Regions from separate parts of the Homo sapiens genome. Here regions 2, 3 and 4 are each linked to region 1. Evidence: chromatin contacts called from ENCODE Hi-C or POLR2A ChIA-PET data. All regions are on one chromosome and are shown on one strand. Each heading gives the region's core, a stretch centred on a gene start or an enhancer-like site at or near the end of the contact. The rest is flanking DNA. Distances are from core to core; before and after follow the strand shown.

Region 1 (3,049 bases), core at 371-2,870:
ATTTATTATTATTATTTTTTGAGACAGAGTTTCGCTCTTGTTGCCCAAGCTGGCGCACTCTCGGCTCACTGCAACCTCTGCGCCCGGGTTCAAGCGATTCTCCTGCCTCAGACTCCAGAGTAGCTGGGATTACAAGCGCGCACCAGGGCTAGGTAGCTTTCTATGGAAAATGCAGGGGCTCTCCACACCAGGATTTGAAAACTTAATTTCGGCCGGGCGCCATGGCTCACTCCTGTAATCCCAGCACTTTGGGAGGCCGAGGCAGGCAAATCACCAGGTCAGGAAATAGAGACCATCGTGGCTAATATGGTGAAACCCCGTCTCTATTAAAAATACAAAAAATTAGCCGGGTATGGTGGCCTGCGCCTGTAGTCCCAGCTACCCGGGAGGCTGAGGCAGGAGAATCGCTTGAACCCGGGAAGCGGAGGTTGTAGTGAGCTCAGATCATGCCACTGTACTCCAGCCTGGGTGACAGAGCGAGACTCCATCTTGGAAAAAAAAAAAAAAAAGAAAACTCAATTTCATCCCCACCACTCATTACTGGTTTTGAGACTTTGGCCAAGTTAAGTTCACTAAATCGTGGTAAATCTTTAAAACGGGAGCACTAATCTCTACTTAGGGAGTTGTTATGAGAATTCAAAAAACAAAATGATGTTATCCCCCTGCACAGTATCTGTCACATAGTACATGCTCAAGATATATTAGTCTCAATTTTCTCATTAGTAAAACAAAGTAACGATACTTGATTCACTGGCATGCAACAATAATTAATTTTTGTAAAGCTCCCCAAACGGTATTTAGCACATAGTCGACAGTCAATTAATAAAAAAGTATGATTAAATCTACATCCCCTTTCCCAGTCCTTTTTCTGCCACTAAATGGCTAAATGATGTTGGGCAAATCATAACTTACAGAGCACTCAGTTTTCTGTAAACGAGGGGTGACACCAGACAACTTTTATGATGCTCTGCTTGTTTAAATGTATTACTCAGGACTTTCAAAGTTAGCTTTTGGATGCTACACAGATTTACCTGTAAATCCATTACATCACCATGGTGTCTGATATCACACAATAACTGATGGTCTCCTTCAAACCCTCCATCAGAGTCCAAGTTTCCAAAATCTCCAATAGACCACAGTGAAATATAATTTTCCTGTAAAACAGAAAGTTTTGTCTTGAGATGACATAAACGTCAACTCTCGGAAAATAAAAGTTGTGCTCCCGTCCGGAAATGTTGCTCCAAAACATCTCAAATGGTATGGTGAGTTTAAAACACAACGAGATACGAGGCTCAGGCATGCCATCACCGGCTCTGAGCTACGGAGCAACCGCGCCTGAGACAGGGGTCCGGGGGACCTAAAAGTGCGAGAAGAACCAGAAGGTGGGAGTTGGCGCGCGGAAGGCCAGGGGTCAGCTCAACCGGAGAGAGGGAGGAGGTAGGGGCTCGTCCCTATCAGCGGCGATACCTCATTGTCCCAAGATCCTGTAGCGAACGTCTCCGCGGTCTGTAAACTTCCCGGAGGCAGCGGTCGCCAGCGGGTTTTGCTGATTTTCTGGGACACAAACTTCGCATAAATTTCCTCCATGCCGAAAGCGGCCGCAGCAGGTACTGCAAAAAGCAAGCACAGTACGCGCCTCTCAGCACCGCCTCTTCCCGCGGAACCCTGATTGGATGGGACTTTAGGACGGAGACGGTGGCTGCAGAGAGTCAATTCTCGTCGATAGCCAGTGTGGGCACAGTCAGTACCTAGACTGAGAGGCCCACCCATCTCACAGAGCAGCTCTGAGCAAAGGCAAGAGCGCTTTGGCCTTTGAGCAGTAGGACTTGCTCCTAATCTGCAATGTCAGTATTTTCTTGTGTTCAATAATTGTGCAGTGTAAAATTTAAGTGCAAAAACAGAACAAAAACAATGCAGTAGAAACCACCTTGAAACCACACCTAAGCAGTTGCAGGTCACTGCGCATAGAAAACGATTCAAAAATCCTTAAATACTCGTGGAAGTACCTCGAATAAAGTGCCAACCTACTATCCCAAACCTCTCCCTCTTGTCTCCCAAACAAATACTTTGCTTCAAAGTTAATACACACTGTCAGAGCCTGGAGTTGGAATTCTGAAAGACTCCAGTTTTAGTTTTGATGCCAATTGCCTAGCTTTGATCAATTCAATTACGTGCATGATTAAGAATGAAGTTTGTGATACCTATTGTCAACGGCCCAGGAATCAGTTTTCTAGGTTCCTTCTGTGCTTTTGGTTACACCTATAATATTCTTCCCTTCCTCTTTACTCCTCAGAATCCTGCCTATCCTTCAAGGATCTGTTCTTTCCTTTACCATTTCCTGACGACCCCAGCCAATGTTGATCTAAATCAACACCATTTTTTTTCTTTTTTAAGACAGGGTCTCTGTGGCCCAAGCTGGAGTGCAGTGGTACAATCTCAGCTCACTGCAACCTCTGCCTCCGCCTCCCAGGTTCAAGTGATTCTCCCACCTCAGCTTCCAGGGTAGCTGGGACTACAGGTGTGCGCCACCATGCCTGGCTAATTTTTTTTTTTTTTTTTTGGAGAGACGGGATTTCACCATATTGGCCAGGCTGGTCTCGAACTCTTGACCTCAGGTGATCCAACTGCCTTGTCCTCCCAAAGTGCTGGGATTACAGGCGTGAGCTAGCATTTGATATCTAGACCACTAATGACATATATTTTGGATATATCTTATGTTAGTTTTCTTTAGATGCATATTCCTCCCCCATTAGAATGTAAATCCTACTGAATACAAGAGATATGACTTATTCAACTAAAAAATGAAGCTCTTTTACACTATAGGTATTCATAACTGTATGTTGGTTATTTCTTTAAAAAGGGCCATTATGCTACTGTTGTTTTTATGTGATATTGGTAGTCCTACTTCACAGGGACAGTTTACGGAAGCACTGCATGTAAATGCAATCCATCTGGGTCAGCTTTAGAGTTACCAGTTTCCTATCAAGGATTTGACTTTTTTCTTTTCTCCAAATGGAAGATCATCAAGAAACTGTAGAAAGATGAAATG
Region 2 (3,049 bases), core at 244-2,743, 430 kb before region 1:
AGAATAATTAAATTCCGATATTGTAAATCATAAGTACTTTCAGCTTTTGAAGTGGCAAAGTATTTGAATTGGTGCTATAGCCCAGACTTCAGGTATTTTCAAAGGATGAATGAGGAAAAAGGAAGTGGGGAGAAAGAACTTTTAACTGTGAGGAAGGCTCTACTATTTAAAAGATGGTTTAAAAAAAATTCTCACTGTAGCTACAGTGCTCACACTGGAAATAAAAGTATAAAAATGGTCCTTTAGGATTTTTCTCTGGAGTAAGAATTGTTTCAAGGAAGAAACTGCCAGGGATATGGACATTTTGGACAGGGGCAGAAAAATGCCCTAGTGTTTTGGACACCATGGAAGCGCTAGAATTTTTAAATAAATATTTCACATTGTGAGAAACGTCTGAGTATTAAACACGCTTTTTTTTTCCCTAGGGGGACACTAAACAAATATTTATTTAAGGAGGTAGAAACTTGAAGGCCCCCCCTCTTCCCGCAAAGCTAGTCTTTGGCTCTGCTTCTAGGACTTCTAGGAACGTGCAATTAAAATAAAATCGAAACAACGAAACCCTCGCAGCATTTAGATTTCTTTTTTCCCCCTCAACTGCTCAAGAAAAGTCAGAAGCCGACACTTTTTCCAAGTCTCGAAGTTGCCAGTTGTGAGGCTCCCAAGACGTCTCCCGCACACCCTAGGGACGATTCTGCACGGGTCCCTCCCGTTAGCCGGCGGTGCGATCCGGCTCCAAGGGGGTGTGTCCCGGACCGCAGCGACCCGGCGCCAGCCTCCGCCGCGGGCCCACCTGCTCCTCTCGGCCGCCGCAGCGCCCCGGGGTCCGGCCGGGCCCCCGGACCCCACCCGCGCGGCGCCGCCGGCCGCCCGGCAAGTCCCGCCACCCACTTCCGGACCCGGCCAGCCCCTCCGCTAGGTGCAGCTGGGACGCGAGCTCAGTTCCTTTCTTCCCTCAGCCCAAACTGCTAGCGGCCCCCGTGGCGGGAGGTGGAACCCGCAACCTACCCCCAAGGATGGGGGGCCCAGGCGGAGAAAGGGGGTCCCAGCCCTCCCCGGGCTGCCCGCACCGGCACCCCCCTCGCACGGCCCCAGCGGCGGCCCGCGTCCTCCCTCCAGCCCTAGCAAGACAGGCGTAGAGACTGCGAGTGTCGGGGGAGGGGTACAGGTCGGAGGAAGAGCATCCCCGGGCCGCAGCCGCAGCCGCCGCCGCCGCCGCCGCCTGCTGCTCCCCCGCCGTTCGGCTAGGGGAGGCCTCGTCACAGCCGCCGCCTCAGCCGCGGCTGCAGATCTCGCGGTGTTTGCCGGCCGCCGCGCCGCCATATTGTGTGACAGTATTTTGATTTGGACTGGGCTGGCGGAGCCGCGGCGAGAGCGAGCGAGAGCTGGGGGGGTGGGGGGAGGGCAGGCGAGCGCGAGGGGGGTGGGGGCAGAGGGAGGTGGGGAGGCCGAGCGAGCCGGAGCTGAGGATTGGGGAGCGGCGACGCCGCCCAGCCGTCGTTTTTGATCTGCTGCAGCCGCCGGCGGGGCGACCCAGCCCGACCCCCTCCCCTCCCCCTCAGCCAGGAGCGGTGGCGGCGGCGGCGGCCGGAGGGAGTTGGCGGCGGCGGGCGAGCGGAGGGGGCTGAGCGGGGAGGGAGGGAGGGCTGAGGTGTCCCCCCTGCCGGGTGGAACCGGAGGCGGCGGCGGCGCTGGCGGCGGCCGTGGTGGCGGAGGCGACGGTGGAGACGGCTGCCCTAGTGGGAGAGGCGGCGGCGGCGGCGGCCGAGGAGGAGGAGGGGGAAGCGGCGGCGGCAAAGGGTAAGCGGACAGCGCTGCCGGGCCTCGGCGGGATCCCCAACCTGGCTCTCCCCTCATCGCCCCGCACCCCCCTCCGTCTGGAAGGGGCTCTGCCGCCTCGCGAGGCCCGTGCGGGGCGTTCGCTTCTAACTTGCACTCTTCCTCCCTCCGCCTCTTTCCTTCCCCCAGTGGCGTGGCGGAGAGGGAGGCCCCCCGAGTCCCCCAGTCCGGTGGGGGTGGGGAGCATCGGGCCGGGCCTGGGCTCCGGGGCGTCCGTGCGGGGGGGGAGGGGGAGCTTCATTGGAATCGAGCGCCTAGGAGAGCCCCGGGTGGGGGAGGGCGCAAGGGGCTCGGGAGGGCCCCTCCCTGCGTCGGCGCCCCTGACCCGCCCCCAGGCATGTGTGAGGTGGGGGCGGGGGAGGAAAAATCTCCTTTTGGGGAGCCGAGGTCTAGTTAAAGATGACTCAGGGGCGGGGGTTTTGGGGACAGACACGGGGCAGTTATGTGGGGGTCGGGCGGGAGGGAGAACATCGTTCCTTTGCGGATCTTGGTTTTCTGCAGCCGTCTTTGAAGTGGGGGGCAAGCCCTACTATGAATATGTGGCCCCTTAAATTTCACTGGATGTTTCTGGTTTTCGGTCCCATCAACCTCAAACCCTACGATTGTGGTTGAGTCAGGGAGGCTGCAAGGGTCTCTTGGCGGTGCTGAACAGGTGACAGGTGGATCTTTCTGTTGCTGATGCTGTGAGATGTTCAGGCACAGTCGTACACCAAAGTGTCAGAGACCGTGTGAGTTTGTATTTATGTGTTTGGCCATGTTTCATTCCATATATAGTATATTTGAGATGTTAGGTTTCCATTCTTCAAGTCAGCTTAATTGTTGTGGATAAATTCTTCAAATGTTTCTGATAAGAGGGTTTTCCAGGAGAGCGGAGGGAATTTGCAGCCTCACAGGGGTTTCTCCGTAGTTCACGAAATTTAGGCCCCCAGTGCAGGCTGTTGAGTACCCTTATTCATTGGAAAGTTCTTGAACGCTAAGATCGTATTCAGAGCAACTGTACGGCAATATAATTTTGCATCCATTTTGTCTGTTTTAGGTAAGTTTGTAAAGTGTCTAATTTTGGGGTCAGATTGATTCACATTTTAGAAAAGGAATTTCGTTTCCGCTTTAGCATACTCTAAAGGTTATGATGATCATTATGCAATTCCAGATTTGGCCGGGAATTTTAGTGGGCATGGAATAGAATATTTGCTTTCAGTTTTTTCACTTCTGC
Region 3 (3,049 bases), core at 194-2,693, 410 kb before region 1:
AAATATATGTGTGTATATATAACATATATATAATATTTACATACATATATTTGAGACAGGGTATTACTCTGTCACCCAGGCTGGAGGGCAGTGGTACAATCATAGCTCACTGCAGCCTTAACTTCCTGGGCTCAGCCTTAACCTCCCACCTTAGCCTCCCAAGTACCTGGGACTACAGACACCAGCCACCATGCCTGGCTAATACTTTTTTTCTAACTTTTTGTAGAGGCAGGGTTTTGCTGTATTGCACAGGCTAGTCTCAAACTCCTTGGCTCAAGTGATCCTCTTGCTTTGGTCTCCCAAAGTGCTGCGATTACAGGTATGAGCCACTATACCTGACCTAGTTTTTTATTTTTACATCAAATAAATGAAGCAACTTGGCAGGGCTCTTTGAAGAAAAATACAATTTTATGAAGTGTTTGTGATTAAAATATTAATAAGCAGAGTAACACCTCATTCATCTAGTATTCTTAGGTAGTAAGTACATAAAATGATTGAAACTTACTCCTGAATCTATTTTAGAGATTTTATAGAGATTTTACAATATATTATGTATATTGTGTGTAGATAAATATAGATATTCATACCTCCAAATCTATTTCTTTATAATGTTTCACATACTTTGCTGCTTTCTGAAATAGTAACACCTCCTCCCCTCCCCCACTTTTACCCTGCATACTAAACCTTTTCTGGAAGATAGAAATAAACATTTTGTTTCAGAGCTTCAGAATGAGTCAGGAACCCCGGGTTCTAGTCCAGGGCCTGGCACTAAGTTGCTATATGAGAACTGAATCATAGATTCTAGAACAGTGCCTGGCACGTAGTAGTGCTTAACCAATATGTTTGGAATGAATCATTGTCTTGTGCTGACTTTAGTGCTCCTTCCTTGATTTATTACTTGGAATTCATTGCTGCCTAGTAAATAAGCTTCTGGGTTCTTAATTAAATAGGAGTATCTAGGTTCTGATAGAGGTGAACTATAAGCCTAATTTATGTCTGTTTTAACTCCTTAGTGGAACTTTTGGCTTATCTTGATGTATTTTCTGGTACTCGAAGTTGCCAAACAGATGATCTTCTGTGCTTGATTTATTGGGGGCACTTGCTGAGTACTTTATATGTGCCTATATTATGTATATGCAGTGTTCTATGTGTAAGCACATAGCACATGTCTCCGGGGATCTTATAACTTAGATGAAGAGACACAGAAGTAGACTGTAAGAGAATAATTAAATGTTGATTCATAAAGCATTGACCTACAGCTACATTAGTAGTTGTAGGAAAAGATCCATGTGGGCTGAAGCAGGATAAAAAGAATTCAAGTAGAAGGTGAAATTGGAATTGGTTTTGAAGAGGTAGTTAAGATTTTGATAAGCCTCAAGGTGAAGACATAACATTCTAAGCAAGGGCAGTAGTGTAGTAAGCAAAGAAAGGAAAGTGTGGGTTGAACATGTTCAGACAGGCCTGCCCAGATTCCTAAGGGTGTGGGGACTGCTGGGAAATAGAAGCAGGTGAATTTAATAGAGTAGTTTTAATCTGCAAGACCCTGAAGGGATCCAGGGATACAATTTAGAGGGCTGCATGCATTTAGATAAAAAAAAAAAAGTGACATCTTTATATTTTTATGAACTTTGAACTGAAATTTAGCATTTACTTTTAATAAGATTTTAAGCGGCAGACTACAGTAATATTAGCAGTACGTATATCTTTTATTACTAATAGAAAAAGCACAGATATTTTCAGATTACAGCTGTTGATATCTCTATAATTTATGCATATTACTACTTCAGAATTATGGTTTTTATTAGACTCCCACTAGATTTTATTGTATTATTACTAAAGAAGCATATGTATGAATATATCACATACAAGGTTTTTAAAAACACTTGATAACTGTTTCGGTATAATTGGTTTTCTTAGTAATGTATATTTTATGCATTTAAAACCATATTTTCAAAAACAACTATATTTTAGTAAAACTGGCTTTCTTTATAATCCTAGATATTGTATTTTATGCATTTAAAACCACTCTGAGGGGGACTCTGTAGCTTTCTCCAGACTGCCAGAGGGATTCATGACCCCCGATCTAGTGGAACCAAACTGGAGAAGGCATTGAAAAACCACACTGAGGGGTTTTAGCTGAAGTGATAAGCAGGAAAGGAGCCTTGCCAATTTTGTTCATTTGTTTGTTTTGTTTCAGTTACAGAATAGATGTGTTAACATAGAAAATTTCAAAGTTTCAACCAGTTTAGAAAAAAGGGTCAAACTCTTCTTAGCTCACAATTGTAGATAAACTGTTTAAAAAAATAACAGAAACTCATCTTGTAACACCACAGTCACTATCCTTCCTCTTTTATTATTTATCTGTTTCAGTTTATTAAATTCCTCTGCAATTGAGTGAAATATTTAAAGTGGTTATATAGGAAACTTTCTTAATCTCTTATACTATACTTACACAGAGGGTGGGAAGACTGGCAGGGAGCTAAGCAGTGGGTCTGGTCATTTATATGTTTGATGATAGGGATAGGGTGGTAAGCAGTTAGAGATAGAGTAAAATTGCAGGAGATATTGGAAAGAAAAAATAATAGAACTTGGTGGTATGGGAGCTGAGATGCATGGAGTCAGGTAAGAGAGAGTATCAGGAAGAAAGTTAAGTATAGGGTGCCTAAATTAGGATTCCTAGAATAATATTATACAGGTCCACAATGCTTTATCTGAAACCCTGAGGCCAGCTGTGTTTTGGGATTCAAACATTTTTGGATTTGGGAAAGGTAACGTGTATATTGTATATTACATAACTCTCCCAGCAAGGTCTGAGGTATCATCCTGTAACTAGACACTAGTATCTCTGCAGTGAAGGTGAAAATATTCACAGTAAGTGGGCTAAATCAAGCCTGTAAATAACCTTACATCGGTTCAACTCAGATTTTTGCCACCACCAAATGAGTTTCCATATGAAGCTTCGTGGAAAAATCTTGTCCTGACATTTTATTTCAGAACTATGGAAGTAATTGTGGACTGTATTGACTGTAATAACCATTGAGGAGAGTCT
Region 4 (3,049 bases), core at 361-2,860, 280 kb before region 1:
ATCAGCCAGGCGTGGTGGCGCATGCCTGTAATCCCAGTTACACAGGAGGCTGAGGCAGGAAAATCGCTTGAACCCGGGAGGGAGAAGTTTCAGTGAGCCGAGATCAAGCCACTGCATTCTAGCTTGGGTGACAGAGCAAGACTCCATCTCAAAAATAAAATAAAATAAAATAAAATAAAATAAAATAAAATAAAATAAAATAAAATAAAAAAGCTGTTTCTTAATTGCTGCTCTTTTTTCAGGGTCTCCTTCCATATTTGCATTTAACCATTCACAAGCCATCTCTGACACCTTTGGTGGGTGTAGGAGGCAGTGTTCAGTGGTGAGAGACAGGAAGGGAACCTGGACCCTGGCAGAGCTCTCAGTCGCCCTGGGAGCCCACTCCCCAGCACACAGACAGGAATGCACACACCAAAGGCATCCACTCATCTGCACGTTCCTTCACAGACTCAGTGCAATTCCTGAATATCTACTACAAGGCTCTGCACTGCATGCTAAGAAAAGACATCACCCCTGCTTCTTGGAGCTCTTTTTTTTTTATTTAAGAAATGGAGTCTCATTCTGTTACCCAGGCTGGAGTGCAATGGTACAATCATGGCTCACAGTAGCCTCAACCTCTCAGGCTCAAGCAGTCCTCCCACCTCAGCCTCCCAAGTCGCTGGGACTACAGGTATGCACTGCCACACCTGGCTAATTTTAAAAATTTGTTGTAGAGATGAGGTCTGGCTATGTTGCCCAGGCCGGTCTTGAACTCCTGGCCCCAGGTGATCCTCCCATGTTGGCCTCCCAAAGTGCTGAGATTACAGGCATGAGCCACTGCGCCTGGCCTTGGAGCTCATTTTTAAGATCTGTAGAGGGTTCTGTCTGCCAGGGCACTTTGCACGTTTTGCCTCATTTAATCATTACAAGAAGCCCTTGAGGAAGTGACCTTGTCCCCATTTTACCCTTGAGGAAACTGAAGCAAAACAATGTGTCCATCTCTCTGATCTAGGGGCAGCCCTCAAAGCCTGACCCCTTAGGCTGCAAAACTCTTCCTCCCTAGTCTCCCAAAGACCATTGATTCCCCCCAACTCCATCTATACCTCAGGATCCAGATGGCAGTTCTTTTGGAGGAATAGTAACCCACAGTTTAAATGCTCATGCTTAGAAAAGGCACCTCATGCCCTTATTAACCAACACTGTGAACCAGCTCATCAGGCAGCAAGCCGAGAGCCAGGCCCTGGGAAAAGGAGACAGGAGCTGGGAGTTTTGTTTTTGTTTTCTGTTTGTTTTTGAGACGGAGTTTTGTTCTTGTTGCCCAGACTGGAGTGCAATGGCGCAATCTCAGCTCACCACAACCTCCACCTCCCAGGTTCAAGCGATTCTCCTGCCTCAGCCTCCCGAGTAGCTGGGATTACAAGCATGCATCACCACACCCAGCTAATTTTGTATTTTTAGTAGAGACGGGGTTTCTCCACGTTGGTCAGGCTGGTCTCAAACTCCTGACCTCAGGTGATTCGCCTGCCTTGGCCTCCCAAAGTGCTAGGATTACAGGCATAAGCCACTGCACCCCACCAGAGATGGGAGTTTTGAATAACCAAAGGTACAAAGAGGAAGTGGGTTGGCACCCAAGGCAAATTTTGCCTGCCTGACAACTGTGCCTGGGGTAGCTGCAATCAGAGTGCCAGCCAGTTTCAGTAACTAGACAATCCAATTGTACACCACTGCATCTTTGACTATTGCCAAGTAGTTCCTGCAGAGGCTAGGGGCTCCCAAAGCAGTCACATATGGAGGAAGGTTGTGGCTATGGGCAGGAGGAAAGAGAGGAGCAATGATTCCTCAGGGGTCTGAGATGTGAAGGGAAGCTGCTCTTGCCACTCTGTTTCTTACTGGGGGTTCAATTGCAAACACTCTGACCCTTCTCACCAGGAGATCTCTCCCCAGCTCAAGGCAGGGGAAAGAGACCGTGAGCAGGGGCTGATCTGGGAGCTTTCGCCTTACAAGAAATGGGTGCAGACAGGCAGGAGCCCAAGGCTAACGTCAGACAGAACAGAGTCAGGGTCTCAGAAGCAGGTCTGACCCCCAGCCCGGTCATAAACCCCCACCATTCTCTTTCTTGCCTGCTGGGAACCCACTGAGGGGGGCATGATGAAAACTGAGAGGTATGATTTCAAGCCTGATCTCTCTCTTCCTTGGAGATCCCTTACTCCAGCACAAACCAGAGCCTGCAGAGTGTCCTGAGAGTGTAAAAATGTAAACAACAGCCAAAGCAAAAAGCCCTGTGCACTCCAAAATGAGGACACATTTACATGAAACCCTACTCTGGGGCAGTAAGAGGATGTGAAATTATCAGGTGCTTTCCCCCCAAGGTTGTACTTTGAATCCCGCCTTTTCTAGATTTGCCTACAGAATGTAAAACAGGCTGGGCACTTGTGAGTCTGCCCACCCTAGGCAAGAAAATGCTGCAACTCAGCCGGGAGCGATGGCTCAAGCCTGTAATCCCAGCACTTTGGGAGGCCGAGGCGGGTGGATCACTAAGTCAGGAGATCGAGACCATCCTGGCTAACACGGTGAAACCCCGTCTGTATTAAAAGTACAAAAAAATTAGCTGGACGTGGTGGCGGGCACCTGTAGTCCCAGCTACTTGGGAGGCTGAGGCAGGGGAATGGCGTGAACCCGGGAGGCGGAGCTTGCAGTGAGCCGAGATGGCGCCACTGCACTCCAGCCTGGGCGACAGAGCGAGACTCCATCTCAAAAAAAAAAAGAAAATGCTGCAACTGTTGGCTCGTGAGAATTCATGCTCTTCCCACACACCATGATGCCATTTTGAACACGCTTTCAATGAAAGCTGCCTTCTTTTTAAAAAGTTGCTGGACATTATTCTTAAAGCCAGGTATCTATGGACTCAGGTATTCAGCTGAATGACCCGAGCTGATGTCCCTCTCTTTCTCACGGAAACACACACACAGCCCTACCTTTAAGGTATGGAGACTGCACTGAGAAATCAGTCTTTGGGCTGCTAGTCCATGAGAGCTACTATTTGAGGCACATGTGGCACCCTGAGGGCATC

The links. A loop is a pair of places that touch in the nucleus more often than their neighbours do. ChIA-PET counts read pairs that join two places held with the same protein, here RNA polymerase II (POLR2A). Pooled maps may share reads with other maps.
Region 2: a pooled map shows a loop between it and region 1 (15-fold over the local background). The contact joins the promoter of TAB2 here to the promoter of NUP43 in region 1. A Hi-C loop is called at or near these places in 3 of 37 single-sample maps with no recorded cell type and 14 of 50 pooled maps.
Region 3: a pooled map shows a loop between it and region 1 (2.1-fold over the local background). The contact joins the enhancer-like site here to the promoter of NUP43 in region 1. A Hi-C loop is called at or near these places in 1 of 37 single-sample maps with no recorded cell type and 1 of 50 pooled maps. POLR2A ChIA-PET finds 5 or more read pairs at or near these places in 2 of 52 experiments (activated CD4-positive, alpha-beta T cell and activated T-cell).
Region 4: a pooled map shows a loop between it and region 1 (3-fold over the local background). The contact joins the enhancer-like site here to the promoter of NUP43 in region 1. A Hi-C loop is called at or near these places in 2 of 37 single-sample maps with no recorded cell type and 3 of 50 pooled maps. POLR2A ChIA-PET finds 5 or more read pairs at or near these places in 2 of 52 experiments (B cell and Caco-2).

Annotation. Positions count from the first base shown.
Region 1 is chr6:149,744,909-149,747,957 of GRCh38, forward strand. It overlaps NUP43 (nucleoporin 43), which reads right to left and starts at 1,621. Exons shown (of 8, transcript NM_198887.3): 1 at 1,468-1,621; 2 at 1,032-1,154. The coding sequence starts at 1,587. RefSeq lists an enhancer at 1,931-1,990.
Region 2 is chr6:149,316,219-149,319,267 of GRCh38, forward strand. TAB2 (TGF-beta activated kinase 1 (MAP3K7) binding protein 2) reads left to right here and starts at 1,494. Exons shown (of 7, transcript NM_001292034.3): 1 at 1,494-1,797. RefSeq lists silencers at 637-706, 757-1,296, 1,387-2,286 and enhancers at 2,377-2,556, 2,717-2,826.
Region 3 is chr6:149,335,333-149,338,381 of GRCh38, forward strand. All of the region lies in intron 1 of TAB2 (TGF-beta activated kinase 1 (MAP3K7) binding protein 2), which reads left to right. Among named protein-coding and RNA genes, the nearest start is that of TAB2, 19 kb to the left of the region's middle. RefSeq lists an enhancer at 1,381-1,530. Within about 2 kb of position 1,444, at least 11 of the 41 ENCODE cell types and tissues checked have a DNase peak (open chromatin) inside an H3K27ac peak, as active enhancers do.
Region 4 is chr6:149,466,726-149,469,774 of GRCh38, forward strand. All of the region lies in intron 2 of ZC3H12D (zinc finger CCCH-type containing 12D), which reads right to left. Among named protein-coding and RNA genes, the nearest start is that of ZC3H12D, 17 kb to the right of the region's middle. Within about 2 kb of position 1,611, at least 4 of the 41 ENCODE cell types and tissues checked have a DNase peak (open chromatin) inside an H3K27ac peak, as active enhancers do; they include B cell, where a contact is called at or near this core.